3 separate regions of the Mus musculus genome follow, and regions 1 and 3 are each linked to region 2. The links are chromatin loops, found by intact Hi-C in ENCODE. Cell type or tissue: left cerebral cortex. All regions are shown on one strand.

Evidence for each region. Hi-C counts contacts between places; a loop is a spot of excess contacts. Peaks named below come from ENCODE experiments on the same cell type or tissue, not always from the same donor. Only the 100,000 strongest peaks of a DNase experiment are listed, where the experiment ranks them.
Region 1: a loop joins it to region 2, with 2.5 times the contacts of the local background. A loop is called at or near these places in 3 of 42 quality-filtered maps.
Region 3: it touches region 2 in a loop (7-fold over the local background); 8 of 42 quality-filtered maps call a loop at or near these places.

The regions. Positions count from the first base shown.
Region 1 is chr5:128,912,779-128,915,278 of GRCm38, reverse strand. All of the region lies in intron 1 of Rimbp2 (RIMS binding protein 2), which reads left to right. Among named protein-coding and RNA genes, the nearest start is that of Rimbp2, 39 kb to the left of the region's middle. In left cerebral cortex, CTCF peaks have their summits at 1,254 (motif pointing right) and 1,931 (motif pointing right); no DNase peak of the experiment used is centred here; H3K27ac peaks cover 1,017 bases.
Region 2 is chr5:128,808,500-128,810,999 of GRCm38, reverse strand. All of the region lies in intron 5 of Rimbp2 (RIMS binding protein 2), which reads left to right. Among named protein-coding and RNA genes, the nearest start is that of Gm34057, 8.4 kb to the left of the region's middle. In left cerebral cortex, CTCF peaks have their summits at 1,401, 2,055 and 2,256 (motif pointing left); DNase peaks (open chromatin) are centred at 789, 1,347, 2,022, 2,256 and 2 more places; H3K27ac peaks cover 2,145 bases.
Region 3 is chr5:128,952,310-128,954,809 of GRCm38, reverse strand. Rimbp2 (RIMS binding protein 2) reads left to right here and starts at 1,750. Exons shown (of 21, transcript NM_001378900.1): 1 at 1,750-1,843. In left cerebral cortex, CTCF peaks have their summits at 254 (motif pointing right) and 1,281; DNase peaks (open chromatin) are centred at 1,402, 1,841, 2,117, 2,383 and 1 more place; H3K4me3 peaks cover 1,437 bases; H3K27ac peaks cover 1,546 bases.

The DNA of each region.
Region 1 (2,500 bases), 100 kb before region 2:
CCTCCAAAGAAACCAGCCCCATCATCAGCTTGAACGTGAGCCTCCAGCTTTTCAAACCAAGAGACAGAAGAACACCTTTATCACTGGGCTTCCAGCCTGCAGCACTTTGCTATCCAGACCCAGGGCACAACTCTGTCATGAGAGAAGACATAAAGGGCACAGTCCTATATTCCTCGCACTGTCAAAGAGCTGGCTCAGTCAGAGCTAGGTAGAATTCTAGCCTCTGGCGTCCAGGGTTTCCTGTGGATCACACTTGCATGTAGTGGAAGCACCTCCTCCTGTGGTCTCTCATGCTTCTTACAGGATCTGCTCTTGCCAAAGTGATGTGATCCCACTTAAAGGGAGGTGGTGTGTTTGTGTGTGAGTGTATGAGTGTGTATGCATGCTTGTGAGTGTATGTGTATATGTGTGTATGTGTGTGAGTGTTAATGTGTATATGTGGTTGAGTGTGAGAGTGTATGTGCGTATGAGTGTATGTATGTGTCTGTGAATGAATGTGTTTGTGAAGTGTATGTGTATATGTTTGTGAGTGTATGTATATATGTATGAGTATGTATATGTGTGTATATATGTGAGTATGAGAGTGTATGTGTGTATATGAATGTATGTGTGTGTATGAGTGTGAATGTGTATATGTGGGTGAGTGTGAGAGTGTATGTGTTATGTGTGTATGAGGGTATGTATATGTTTGTGAATGAATGTGTATGTGTGTGTGAGTTTATGTATATGTGTATATGTATGTGTGTGTGAGAGAGTGTATGTATGTATGAGTGTATGCACATGTATGTGTATATTTGTGAGTGTATGTGTGTATATATGTGAGAGTGTGTGTATGTGTGTGTTTGTAAGTATATATAGATGTGTGTGTGTATGTATGTATGTATATATTTGTGTGTGCATGTGTGTGTGTGTGTGTATGAGGTTGTATGTGTGTAAGGACAGATTTGCTTTCTAGGCCATTTTTTTCCCACCTTCATTGCACACTACTGGCTAAGACTAGAACACAGCCACACTCAAGAAAACAGGCAGTTTTAGAATCTATTCTTTTAAGAAGAATATTAAAAATCAGCCTAAATATTCAACACTGGAAACCAGATGAAGAAAATAAGATAGAAGCAAAACAAAAGAGCAAACGGGGGAAAATCAGAAAACAATGAATTAGCAACAAGTAGAGAAGCAGGAATTAAGTTTTCTAAATATTGAAAAGAGTTTTTTGTTTTGTTTGTGGATGTGCACAAGTGCACTTCCATAAGAAACCAGAAGGGGGAGTCAGATCACCTGAACCTGGAGCCACAGAGGGTTGTGAATCCTCCCTGTGAGTGCTTAGAATGGGACTCAGGACCTCTGTAAAAGCAGTATAGGCTCTTAACCCTGCATCTGTCTTCCAGCCCTAGATATACCGTTTCGATTATGGCCCTTTCCAAAAGCTGTAGTGTACTCACTACAGTAGATTATTCTCTCAGGGGAAGGATAAGACTGGTGTTTCTATACTTCCTTAAAGGTGCCCTTGGCTTCCATCTCCAGATTCAGAATTCAACTAATCCACTCAAGCCATTAGGAATCTGTTACCTGGACACTGACAGGAGACAGGGCTCTGGAAAGACTAACAGAAAAAGATCAGCCTAGATACTACTGATTTCTAGGTTCTGTCCAAGCGAAGCTGCCAGCTTGGAGACTTCATCTGTTCCTGGGTGGAACAGCATTGTGGGCAGCTCCAGGGCCTGAAGGTTGTGAATGCATTTGCTCTTCCATATTGTTCCCACGAGTGTTAGTTACTTGTGTCAGTGCTGGGACACAAAGGCCCAGAGGTGTGTCTCCTAGGTGATTCTAGACCTTGTCAAGTCTTTTTTTTTTTTTTTTTAGATTTATTTTTTATTATAGATAAGTGCACTGTAGCTGACTTCAGACATACCAGAAGAGGGCATCAGATTCCATTATAGATGGTTGTGAGTCTCCATGTGGTTGTTGGGATTTGAACTCAGGACCTTTGTAAGAGCAGTCAGTGCTCTTACCCGCTGAGCCATCTCACCTGCGCCCCCTTGTCAAGTCTTAACCAGGTGACCATGTCTAAGCTTACTTTGGTATTATTGTCTTATCTACAAAGCCAGGAGGAGACGATCGGCCAAGAGGTGGTAAGGGTGCAATAGCTTCAGATGTGGTGAGTTCAGAGCTCTGTCAGGCATGTGGAAGAACTCAGTGCTCATTGACATCCTCACTACCACCACCTGTCTGTCTGTCTTTCTTCCTGTCTGTCTGTCTGTCTGTCTATCCCATCAGTGAGGTGAGAACACAAGAAACCATCTATGAGCTTGCTTCCCTGTAGAGCAGGGAGTGGTTCTCAAAGTGTGGGTTGCGACCCCCAAATACACTCAGAGAACACAGGTGTTTACATTACAGCCCATTACAGTCACAAAATTACAATTAGGCAGTAGCAACAAAATAATTTTATGGTTGGGGGGGGGGTCACCAGAACATGAACTGCATTACAGAGTCTCGGCAT
Region 2 (2,500 bases):
ATACCCACCAGCTCTGTAGATATTTGCAGAACTGATTCCCAGAGGGTGCAGGGGGATGGGGTGGGGAGATTGCCATGCAGGACACCTGAGAGAATGCCAGGTTCAGGAGTGATCGTTCCCATCATTCAGGCGGGGACCCCGAGAGCAAGAAGAGGCAGGGTCCCCAACACACAGACAACTGCGTTCCTCTCCTCACAGTAGGTGAAGTTGGGGTCAGCTGTCTTGCTGAGTTACAAGGGAGCTCTAGGGAATGCTGGCCCTTAGTTCATTTGCTCCTGGCAGGAAGGACAAGTGTGCGTGGTGGCATCGCCTCTCTGGCACTGAGAAATGTCATACATAGCTCATAGCCAGAATGATGTATAGGAAAGAACACAGTGTTTGTGGGCAGTGTCAGGGTGAGAGCAAGGGGTCTGGGCCCTGAGGATGGGGTCATTTCCACAGAGATCTGTTTCTATGGCAACAATGATAGATGAATGAGACTCCACGTGCTTGTAGGTAACTCTGCAGGTGATCTCTGCATGTCCCATTGTCTTTAATTGGAGAAATGTCCTTTACCTTCAAAGCTACCTTAGCTTGGACACTAGCCCAGCATGCAGCCCCACACCTCGGAGGAGGAAAGTCAGAGAAACGCCTGTGGAGGAGGCAGGAAAGCCGGCAGTCACGTCTTGGGATATTTGCCTCTGGCTTTTAAATGCTCCGCTTGCATTTGCAAGCTGCTGCACTTATTCCAATTATAGAACGCTTTGCCATCTGCCACCACCACGGTCCTGGTCACAGCACAGACCCCTCCATCCCCCGCCTGCAGGTGGTGCTTCTCTGAGAGGCTTGGGCTGGCCCATCAGGGAAGAGTGGGTGGGTGTGTCCGTGAAGCTGAGGGAACACACAGAGGCAAGGTTCCCATCATGCAACGGAGAGAGACTCCACAATGCTCCAGATAAACTGAGATAAACACCACGGTGTTGAAGCAGTAGCCGGGAGCAGCACAGGCCTCTGCAGTTCCTTTCAGAGTGCCCCAGGAAGTGGGTGACATACAAGCTATCAGAGCTAACCAGTGAGTGGCCCAGACATGCATTGGCTGCAGCCAGGGAAGGCTGGGGGCTATGTGCACATAGCCTCCTGAGGAGCGATCAACAGGGACACATGGGGACTTGAGGCTTCTGTGGGCTCTTCCTCTTTACGGCTGGAAACTCCTGAGGCCCAAGTTGGCATCCTGCCTTTTCAAAGCAGAGAGAGCAGCCGAAGGCTTGGGAAAGAAAGATAGTGTTCATCAGGGTGGCCTGGCACAACACTTGGATTCTCTGTCTCCTCTGACCTAGAAAACCAGGCCCTTCCACTCCATTTCAGTTCACTGAGGCTCACCCCCAAAGCCAGGCCCACTGTAGCGCCCCTAGTGGACGCACTTTGCAAAGCAAACAATTACCTACACAGCAGGGACATTGGTCTGCTGGCTGCAGTTGGTTCTACCCAGAAGCCCCTGCTCTCTTGAACACACGCATCTCCACCGTCAGGTCCCTGCATGCTTACCAGAGGGAAAGCTGCAAGTCAAACATACCCCAGGCAACTGGGTCTGCTAAACAGTGTCTAGACACAAAGACTGTTAAAAACTGTAGCCTTTGGGGCTAGAGAGATGGCTCAGTGCTTAAGAGCACTAAACTGCTCTTCCAGAGGTCCCGAGTTCAATTCCCAGCAACCACATGGTGGCTCATGACCATATGTCATGGGATCCTATGCCCTCTTCTGGTGTGTCTGAAGATAGCTGCAGTGTAATCACATAAAATAAATATTTAAAAGAAAAATTATCCTAGCCATGGCTACCGTCTCCAGGACAGCAAGCTGTCATTACCCTGTGCCTTGTTCATTCACGTATGGGACAGTGCTCGAATACGTGAGCCAACTCTGTGTTTAAATACCTTAATTATTTTATTTTATGTTGTATAGGTGTTTTGTGAGGTTGTATACCATGTGCCTGCAATGCCCACAGAGGCCAGAAGAGGGCGCTGGACTGATTGGAACTCAAGTTACAAACAGTTGTGTGTTTCTGCGTGGGTGCTGGGAATTGAACCCAGGCTGTCTGGAACAGCAGCCAATGTTTGTAACCACTGAGCCATTTCTCCAGCCCCACCTTTAAACACTTTGAATTTCAGTAACCAATACCATCTTTTTGCACTCCTTGTGCTTAGGAAAAAGTATGGCTATAAGGCTAGCATACAACAGGTCCACGTGTCTCTGGGGCCTCTGGACTGGCTGCTGGCGCCCTCTAGAGGCCAAACTGGGCCATGAGTACCCATAGAGCTAGAGGAATGGGCCAGACCCGATGTCTGAGCTGGTGATGCTCTCTGAATGCAGAGCCCCAGTCAATGCTCCCTGACCATCCCTAGCTTTGGAAGAGTGAAACACTACTTATTCATCTCTGAGGGCATAGCTTCTCTCTATCCGTATACCATCTGTATCAACCTTTTTATTCAGTAATAACTTTGGACTCATTAGAGCTTTAAAAAGC
Region 3 (2,500 bases), 140 kb before region 2:
GGGCCTTTAGAGTTTTAAGATTTACTTTTTTTTTTTCGAGACAGGGTTTCTCTGTGTAGCCCTGACTGTCCTGGAACTCACTCTGTAGACCAGGCTGGCCTGGAACTCAGAAATCCACCTGCCTCTGCCTCCCAAGTGCTGGAATTAAAGGCGCGCGCCATCACTGCCCGGCTTAAGATTTACTTATTTTTTATTTTATGTATGTGGGTATATTGCCTGCATGTGTCTGTGCACCATGTACATGCAGTACCTGTAGAGGCCAGAAGAGGGCATCAGATTTCCTGGAACTAGAGTTACAGATGGTTGTGAGTGTGAGTGCTAAGAGCCAAACCCGTTTTCTGTAGAGCATCATGTGCTCTTAACCCCTGACACCAGGGTTTTATTTAATTACTTTTAAATATTTATTTATTTTATGTATGTGAGTACACTGTAGCTATACAGATGGTTGTGAGCCTTCATGGGATTAGGACCTCTGCTTGCTCCAATCAACCCTGTCCACTCGCTCCGGTCAGCCCTGCTCTGGCCCAAAGACTTATTTATTATTATTATATATAGGTACACTGTAGCTGTCTTTAGACGTACCTGAAGAGGGCATCAGATCTCATTACAGATGGTTGTGAGCCACCATGTGCTTGCTGGGATTTGAACTCAGGACCTTGGGAAGAGCAGTCATTGCTCTTACCTGCTGAGCCATCTCTCCAGCCCCAACACCAGGGTTTTAAAACCACAGAGTGAGTCCTTTTATCAGAGAGGCCACGGACTGCTCTGAGACGAGACCCGTTGTTTGGCAGGACGAACCTGCAGGTGATGTACACAAGCTTTTTTTGTTTGTGTCTTTCTTTAGTCTTTCTCTACAGAGCCCACAGGGCCCCATGCAGCCTTAATCAGTATGCTAAGGTGTTCCTTCAGAGAAGCAGAGCTGTTTAGCATCTTTATAGAGTTAACTGTGAGATGCTGACCCCCAGGGGAGTGTGTGTTTGTGTGTGTCCATTTCCTGGTATTATTCTCTCTTGCTCCTGTGTTGCTAGGTAGCTGGTCCATCTGGCAGTTGCCAAGTTGAGAATAGTAAGGGTTCATGGGGGTGATGGGCAGTTGGGTGGGGAGGGAGACTGGACAAGAATGAAGGACCCAGGCAGCTGGGAGCTCTGCACAACCACCTCATTCTGCATCCTTAGCATTGCCTGGTGGACAGCGGCCCTGATGTCTGCTTCCATCTGGCTGCAGGACTCTGGACCACCTGCGGGGGCAGCCCCAGCCATGGGCCGCCAGGGGAGCTCTTTAGACCTCAGCCCTGCCTGCATCAAGGGCCCCAGCTCCGCCTCCATTCCTGCCCTGCTTTTGACCACCGCTTCGTGAGAGACACCGGCAGGGAAGGGACAGAGCCATCTTGGGATGCGTGTGTGCATGCGCGTTTGTGTGCGCACGTGTGTGTGTGTGTGTGTGTGTGGGTGTGTGTGTGTGTGTGTGTTAAAACACTGCCGTTTCCAAGCTTTGGCTACTGCTCTCTGGCTGGTGACTCTTGCTCATGCCTCTCTCTCTCTCTCTCTCTCTCTCTCTCTCTCTCTCTCTCTCTCTCTTTCTCTCCCTCCCTGCAAAAATTAAATGGATAATTTCTAGCTGATACCAAGCGGTGCCCACACACCCGTGTCCTTCAGTGTTGATTGGATCTCTCTCTCTCTCTCTCTCTCTCTCTCTCTCTCTCTCTCTCTCTCTCTCTCCTCTCCACTCTCCTCCCCTCCCTCTGGCCCCAGTTTGTAATCTGACACAGTGCACTGCAGTGGCTGTCTCTGTCTCTCTCTTGGAGCCTTGGAGCCCGGGAGGCTGGGCACCGAGAACATCCAAGGTAGGCTGCGATTTGAGATTTTATTTTTTTTTCTCTCCTAAAAATAGCCTCTGTTCCATTCACCTTTCCTCAGTGGCACCGGTGACAGGGGCTTAGCAGGGAACTCTTTGCCCGGGTGAAGTTTGCATCAGGAGGGTGCCCTTCGGCTTTGGGTGGGCAGTGGTGGCTGACCAGGACGGAGGCTGCCGCGGGTGACGCTTGGTGCGGAATGCCACCGTGCTCCTGTCGGCGTGTGGCTTGCCACCAATGGATCCTTGTCAGAGTGAAGGGAAGGGCTGCTGCCTTCTCTCACCCGTACTGTGTCAGCGATGGCGATGACGGTGGCGCTGTGGCTCTCCGGGTCTTCTCGGACCCTCAGCCTCCCAGAAAAGCCCCTCTGGGCAAAGTTTGGCACCATGCTGCTAGGCAGAGCCTTTCCAGAGGGCAGAAGCTGGGTCTTGGTTTCAAACAGAGCGCTTGGGGCCTGGGGAGGACTTCGTAGAAAACGGCGCAGGGGGGGGAGGGGAGGGCTCAAAGCATCCCAGTCGGCCCCGCCATCCGCTGCCCACGCGGACTGAAATGTGCAATGTGAATTTGTCAAGTGGTGTCCCAGAGAGTGGCTGTAATGGTTCGTTTGTGGAGTCAGATGTTCTCGGCACAGTATATGTACGTGGTGTG